Linked DNA regions of Homo sapiens: region 2 is linked to region 1. Evidence: read pairs that join two places in POLR2A ChIA-PET (ENCODE). Cell type or tissue: HCT116. All regions are shown on one strand.

The links. ChIA-PET counts read pairs that join two places held together with the same protein. Peaks named below come from ENCODE experiments on the same cell type or tissue, not always from the same donor. Only the 100,000 strongest peaks of a DNase experiment are listed, where the experiment ranks them.
Region 2: POLR2A ChIA-PET joins it to region 1 with 5 read pairs; 2 of 35 experiments call an interaction of 5 or more read pairs at or near these places.

The regions. Positions count from the first base shown.
Region 1 is chr4:150,720,884-150,724,883 of GRCh38, reverse strand. All of the region lies in intron 36 of LRBA (LPS responsive beige-like anchor protein), which reads left to right. It also overlaps the pseudogene ZBTB8OSP1. Among named protein-coding and RNA genes, the nearest start is that of MAB21L2, 140 kb to the right of the region's middle. RefSeq lists a silencer at 1,633-1,927. In HCT116, no CTCF peak of the experiment used is centred here; no DNase peak of the experiment used is centred here.
Region 2 is chr4:150,345,836-150,349,835 of GRCh38, reverse strand. The region is part of intron 48 of LRBA (LPS responsive beige-like anchor protein); the gene reads left to right. Among named protein-coding and RNA genes, the nearest start is that of LRBA-AS1, 230 kb to the left of the region's middle. In HCT116, no CTCF peak of the experiment used is centred here; a DNase peak (open chromatin) is centred at 1,555.

The DNA of each region.
Region 1 (4,000 bases):
GTATATATATACATATATTTAAATTTATTTTATTTTATTTTTTGAGACAGGGTCTGGCTCTATCACCCAGGCTGCAGTGCAGTGGTGGGATATCAACTCACTGTAAACTCCACCTCCCTACTCATTCTGCTTGATTTAAAAAAAAAATTTAATCCTTTTGTTAAATTTATCTGATAAAATTCTGAATTTCTTCTCTGTGTTATCTTGAATTTCTTTGAGTTGCCTCAAAACAGCTATTTTGAATTAACTATCTTAGTTGTCATATGTCTCTGTTTCGTCAGAATTGGTTCCTGGTGCCTTATTTAGTTCATTGGTGAGGTCATGTTTTCATGGATGATGTTTATACTTGCTAATGTTCTTCAGTGTATGAGCATTGAAGAGTTAGGTATTTATTGTAGTCTTCACAGTCTGGGCTTGTTTGTGACTGTTGTCCTTGGGAAGGCTTTCCAGGTATTTGAAAGGACTTGGACCCCAACCCCAATAAGGCTGTGTTTTTTGCTGACTCGTAGAGGTACCATTTTGGTGGTCTTAGATAAGATGTGGAAGAATTATCTGGATTACCAGCCAGAGGCTCTTGTTCTTTTCCCTTTCTCCCATACAAACAGGGTCTGTCTCTCTTTGCTGAGCCACCTGCAACTGGGGGTGTGGTGATGCAAGTAAGTCTGTGGCCACCACCACTAGGGCTGCACTGGGTTAGACCTGAAACCTGCACAGCACTAGGTCTTGCCCCAGTTTCTTCCCTTCAGGGCCGTGAGTTCCCACAGGCTCCGGGAATGTCCAAAGTGCTGTCTGGGAGCCAGGGACTGGAGTTAAACAGCTTAGCAATTTTCCTGATATTCTATTCTACTGTCATTATGCCTGCACTCAAACCACAATACAAAGTCTTTCCTACTCTTCACTTTCCACAGGCAGAGCTGCCTTTCCCTGTGGCCACCCCCACCACCGGTCCACAGGGGATTCCTTCAGGCCACCACTGATGTTTACTGAGAGCCTAGGGGCTCTTCTGTCAGCTTGTGATGAATGCTGCCAGGCCTGAGACTCGCTCTTTAGGTCAGTGAGCTCCCCTCTGTCCCAAAGCACATCTGGAAATGCTGTCCAAGAGCCTAAGCCTGGACTTTGGGACCCCAAGAGCCAGCTTATTGCTCTACCCCCATGTAGCCGAGCTGGTACATAGGATGCAAGACAAAGTTCCCTTTATTTTTCCCTCTGCTTTTCTGAAACATTAGTAGTATTTCACTGTAGGCACCATAGCTGGGAATATGCTGGGTCACCCCTGAAGCTAGTAAGTCTCAAAGCCCAAGACACATGGTATATTCCCTTCGTTATCACTGCTGGTTATTCAGGGCCCAAGAGTTCTTTAATCTGCAGGTGATGAATCCTACCAGGACTGGATCCTTACCTTCAAGGCACTGGGTTCACTTTTGGTCCAGGTTGTGTCTAGAAATGAAATATCATCTGAGAGCTAAGGCCTGGAACGGGGCCTCATGACTCTGCCTGGTGCCCTATCCTACTGTGGCTGAGCTGGTATCCAAAATGCAAGTCAAAGTCCTCTTTACTCTTTGCTCTCCTCTCATTAAGCAGAAGCAAGGAGTAACTTTCATTGCTATGAGCTTCACTCCCTGGGGTTAGGGCACGGCTAATGCAAGCACTTCCTTAGCCACGCAAGCTGGTGTGTCTCTAGGTCATGTGCCACCCTAGTTCACTGGCCCTGAGCCCAACCCAGCACTAGGAGGAGCCTAGAAATTGCCGTCCTTGTGTCCTAGACTTCCTTTCAAGTTTATCTAGGAACCCAGTGTACTTTAGCCTGCGTGGCGAGGCTTGCCAAGAAACTCATGTTCTGTCCCCTGGGATATGTCATTCCCCTCTGGCTAGGGCTGGTCCTCATGCTCCCTCTATGGAAGGAGCCCAGCATAGCTTTATTCTTTGCTCTGACAGGGCAGCACTGAGACCAATGTAAAGTTCTCCAGTCGTTGAGCTCTCCTTCCCCAAAGTGCAGTTTCTGTCTGCAGTGCATGGCCACTGCTGGGCGATGGGGCAGAGGTGGCATCAGTGATTCAAGTCTGTCTCTCCTGCCCCCCTCAATGCCTCTTTCCATGATATGAAGTTAAAAACAAGTACTGTGATCGCTCACCTGATTTTTGGTTCTAGTGATGGTGCTTTGCTATGTGCAGATAGTTGTTAAAATTTGGTGTTGCAGCAGGGTGGACAAACGGGATAGGCCTCTATTCTGCCATCGTGCTCTGCCCTCCTCTGATGTTGATTTTTATGTTACATATGTCAATTCACACTCTCTTATGGAGGCTGAGGATATTAGTCACTTGTATGTTCCTTTTATTTTCTCTCCCCTCACCTCCTAATTTTTAGTTATATTTTAATTTTCATATTGTCTAAATTTATAACATTCATGTTTATAATCACATTTCTTATAGTACTTGAGTATTTGTTCTTTATTTAAGTGAATTCAATACTCACTCTTCATTTTCCCCAACTTTATTAGTTGGAACTTAATTTCCAGATTCTTTCTTTTGACTCAGTTCTTAATTGGCTGCATTTCATGGTTATTCTTTTTCCACAAGGGGCTTATATGTGTTGTAAACTTAAAGTTCTTCCATGTTTAAGAATATTTGCCTGCTATCTTTATATTTGAATGGCATTCTGCTTAACTTTATATATTTTTTTCTGGGTGTGGAAATATATTTTCTCAAATTATTTTTTTTTCCAAATTGGATTTAGCACCAGGCTGCTGCTGACATCAGCATTCTGTTCTGAGGGGAGGGTGGAAGGCTTGCATTGCAATGGAAGGGCATGAGGCACTTGCTGCCACAGCAGATGATCAACAAATGAAGGACCATAACTGCCCCGTAGGAATTGAAGAATTCTTTAAAGATTGACTATTTGGGGAACACAGACCAAGGACATGCCCTAATTTTCCATTTTGGAAAGTCACAGTTCAAGTTGTAAATTTCTGGCTGGTCGTGGTGGCTCACACCTATAATTCCAGCACTTTGGGAGGCCAAGGTGGGCGGATCACTTGAGGTCAGGAGTTCGCGACCAGCCTGGCCAACAAGATGAAACCCCATCTCTACCAAAAATACGAAAATTAGCCAGGCGTGAGGTAGCACATGCCTGTAGTCCCAGCTACTCGGGAGGCTGAGTAATGGGAATCGCTTGAATCTGGAAGGCAGAGGCTGCAGTGAGCCAAGATCGTGCCACTGCACTCCAGCCTGGGGGACAGAGCAATACTCTGTCTCAGGAAAAATAAGTAAATAAATAAAGTTATAAGTTTTTGTTCTACAATTTCTGTATTTCATAAGATACTATAGAATTTAATTCACATTGTCTTCCCAAAAGGAAGAGGAAAAAAAAAAAACCCAGTTCTTCTTAGGAGTCTTTTCTTTTTTGGTCTTAAATGTCAATGATCACAAAAACTTCTGGGTTTTCTTTATTATAGACCTGCATTGCTGAATATGTTATAACTTTGACTTCGGTTCCCTGAGGGTGATTGGACAATGAAAATTCTTCTCTCCACCCAATTGATTGTAATTGGAAATGTCTTTGATCAATACAAAGTACTTTCACTTCCCAGGGTATGAAGAATTCATCAGCATTGGACTTATAAAGCCACTCATCTAAAAAGTGAAAAAGAAAAGTAGAAACTTCTTGGGTTTCTACTTCTATTGTTTGGAGAGGCTCCACAGTCCTGGTATCTATCATGTAACCAAATATGGCCATTGCACATTGCTCAAATGCTTCCTCCAGAGTATCTCCCCATGTGTGTAACTGGACATCTGCTGTATGATCCAAATACTCATAATTCCTATTAACTGGAGGATAGTTGGCCTTGATCGCCTTCTGTTCCTCAGTCAAATTGTAATCTCTAACATCTCCCTCTTTCTGTGCCATGACTGCCTTGCTTGACTTAATATTGTTGGGTAACACTTAAATTCCCTTAGAACTTTGCAGACATTGCTTTGTTATCTTCTGACTTTGAATGTTGCTT
Region 2 (4,000 bases), 380 kb after region 1:
GAACTTGAACCCAGAGGTTCCTTCCAACAAAATGTTTGACCCAATATAAGATGACGGCTTTTTCTATTTGAACCTGTTAAGGTATAAATAATCTTATTTATAATTTTATATAACTTTGGGGGTTACTCATGATTTTTGTAGGAAAATAGTAATAATTCATTAAAGAGATATGATTATGAGCATAAATTTATTGAAATGTGATAAAACACATATTTATATGTAATACCTAAGAACATATATAACCACATAGAAGTTAATGGGGGGGTTGAAGTCCAAATCTTTCCTATGTGATCAAATTGTTGTTAGATGTTATTGAACTTGTTTTATTCTTGTCATTTATTTTCTCAAGTAAAACACTTAAAACATGATTTTGGCAAATGCAGCACTCACCAAAAAGTCTGTAGAAGACCTTACTTTTTTTAGTATTTCTAATCTAATTATGCATCCTTCTAATTCCAATATACTTCATATGAAAAATTATAGAATTGAATGATACAACCTTAATCTGTACAATTTTAGAACACAACTGCGTTTAGGAAACCAGGAGCTTTGATTCATGGGGCAAGTTATATATCACTTTGAAGGGAACATTATTTGTAATGTGTGAGATTTGCCATTTTTCCCTAGCACTTGATGCATTCTTTTATAGTTCTACTAAGATCTGATCATGCGGAAGGTATGTAAGTACATATTTAAATAAATTGGCATATTATCACCTGGCTTATGTGCTAGATAAGTTAGCATGCACACAAAAGCACTGTGTACTAGATGTACACTTGCATTAAATTGCCCAAGTTTTAAATTGCTATGTTTCAGTTTTAAAAACTGTGGTAGCAGAGAATTGGGTCACATAAACTCTTAAAGACTCTTCCAGTTGTTCAGTTTTTTGAAAATACTCCTTCTGGGGGTATTTTATTTGATCAGAACATCAATTGACTGTATGACACAGAATATACATAGGATTCCATAAAGGTATTGAGGTGAGAGCAACATACAGGTAGTGTTACAAAACACTGCATAGTTTTATTGTTGGGATAAAATAGCATAGGCCTATTTACTTTCTTTTTTTTGTTCATTTTGGCAATATTTGAACGTAATACTTTATTCTGTTAAATGCCCATAATTCTTCAACAAATATACCAGCTATTTTTGTTTTCTCCTGTTATCCTGTAGTAATTATCCATATCTCTACATAGCTGATATATAACTGAATTCTCACTGTAGAACTGATTTTATAATTTCTTAAAAAGAGATTGGTTGTATTTAATATACCAGCATATTGTTTTTTGTACCAGCATAAATTGGTTGTACTTACTATGCCAGTATATATTTTTTGTGTCACTATATGCAATCTCCGTATTTCTAATTTTGAAATTCTGTAATGTTCTATAGAGTTGCTGTGAAAATATGCTTAACACTGTTTCTCTCAATGCAAGATCCTATTACTTAAAAGACTTGTCTCTTGGTATGTCCAAGATGACATAAGTAGCTCTACTTTTCATTAAAGGTTACGCAATGTTTTCATGATTAAAAATGTCACTTGGCCTATATCTGTTTGTCATGGCTAGTTAACAAGTAGTACACTCAATCAGCTAGTTATTTCCTCTATGAGTCACTCTATGTGCTTGGCTTTTTATTTTTATTCTGGATTGACCACTGTCCCCACTTACACACCAATGATTGTTTAAGGAAGTTTACTGTGCGTTAATCTAGAAGAACACTGTCTAGAATTTTCTGCAGTGCTGGAAATGTTCTCTATCTGCACTGTCTAATAAACCATGAACCATATGTAGTTATTGTACATTGAAATGTGGCTAGTGTGACTAAGGAACTAAATGCTTAATTTTAATTAATATAAATTTAAATAGGCACAGATGACTAGAGGCTACAGCATTGTACAGCAGAGAGTTAGAAGACTTATGTTTGTCTTTGACCATCTTTTCTTACTCTGAGTTCAGCATATGTGATCAGACAATGGAAAAATAAATGTTAAATTGACTTGGTAGGATATTTCAAAGTGGGAATACTCCATGTAGACATTAGATATATATTTGAATATAGGTGTAAGCTCAATTATATTTTTTCTTTCACCTAAACTAACACATTATAATTTCAAATAAAATTGTTTATTGTGATAAATATATATAACATAAAATTGAACATTTTTACCTTTGTTTTTTTTTTTTTTTTGAGACAGAGTCTCGCTCTTTCACCCAGGCTGGAGTGCAGTTGCGCAAGCTCAGCTCATTACAACCTCCGCCTCCTGGGTTCAAGTGATTCTCCTGCCTCAGCCTCCTGAGTAGCTGGAATTACAGGTGCCTGCCACCACGCCTGGCTAATTTTTGTATTTTTAGTAGAGATGGGGTCTCACCATGTTGCCCAGGCTGGTCTCAAACTCCTGAACTCAAGTGATCCGCCTCCCTTGGCCTCCCAAAGTGCTGGGATTACAGACCTGAGCCACTGCCCCTGGCCATTTTTACCATTTTTGAGTTTACAGTTCAGTGGCATCAAGAACATTGACATTCTTGTACAGCCATCACCACCATCCATCTCTAGAAATGTTTCATCTTCCCAAACTGAAACTCTCTAAGCATTAAACAATAACTCCTCATTCCTTCCTCCCCAGTCCCTGTACAATTACAATGCTACTTTTTATCTCTATAAATTTGACTACCCTGAATACCTCATAGAAGTGGAATGCTGCAACATTTGTCTTTTTATGTCTAGCTTATTTTACTTAGCGTAATATCTTCAAGATTTGTCCATGCTATAGAATGTATCACAATTTCCTTTCTCTTTAGGCTGAGTAATATTCCATTGTGTATATATATATACCACATTTTGTTTATCCATTTATATATCAATGGGCATTTTGGGTTGTTTCCATCTTTTGGCTATTATGAACAATGTGGCCAAGAGTATGGATGTACACCATCTGTTCAAATGCCTGCTTTCAATTCTTTTGGATATACACCCAGAAATGGAATTTCTGGATTATGTGATAATTCCAAGTTTAACTTTTTGAAGAAGCATCATAACAAATAAGTGTTTTTTTTTTTTTTTTTTTTTTTTTTTTTTGAGACAGAGTCTCACATTGTTGCCAGGCTGGAGTGCAATGGTGTAATCTTGGCTCACTGCAACCTCCGCCTCCCAGGTTCAAGTGATTTTCCTGCCTCAGTCTCCTGGATAGCTGGGATTACAGGCATGCACCACCATGCCCGGCTAATTTTTGTATTTTTAGTAGAGACGGGTTTTACCATATTAGCCAGGCTGGTCTCGAACTCCTGACCTCATGATCTGCCAGCCTTGGCCCCCCACAGTGCTGGGATTACAGGCATGAGCCACCGCACCCGGCCACAGATAAGTTTTTAATATTTATTTTTTATGATCAACTTTTGCTAAAGACCGTTAAAACTTTTGCTTTAAGTTTGACTTCCTTTTCTTTACCACAATCCTAAGTAGTTAATTATGAGAAAATTAAGCCTTAACTGATAGTCTTCCACACATCACACCTTAATTTGTTTTTATATTATACATTATATAGACTTATATATAATATATATTCTGTATTAGATTTGGCATTTATTAAACATGGCCTGTGATATTCTAAGTATGGTAGGTATTTGATATTCTTGAAATGAGAATATATCGCTTTGTTACTTAGCACTATTAAAATAAATACACACATTTAATTTATAAAACTTTCTGAATATCATTAAAATAAATGGGGCCAGGCGCAGTGGCTTACACGTGTAATCCCAGCATTTTGGAAGGCCACGGCAGGAGGATCACTTGAGTCCAGGGGTTCAAGAGCAGCCTGGGCAACAAAGTGAGGCCCCATCTCCACAACAAATTTAAAAATTGTTTGGGTGTGGTGGTGTACACCTATAATTCCAGCTATTGGGTGCTGTGGGAGGTGGGAGGATTGCTTGAGCCCAGGAGGTCAAGGCTGCAGTGAGCCATGATTGTACCATGGCAATCCAGCCTGAGCAACAGAGTG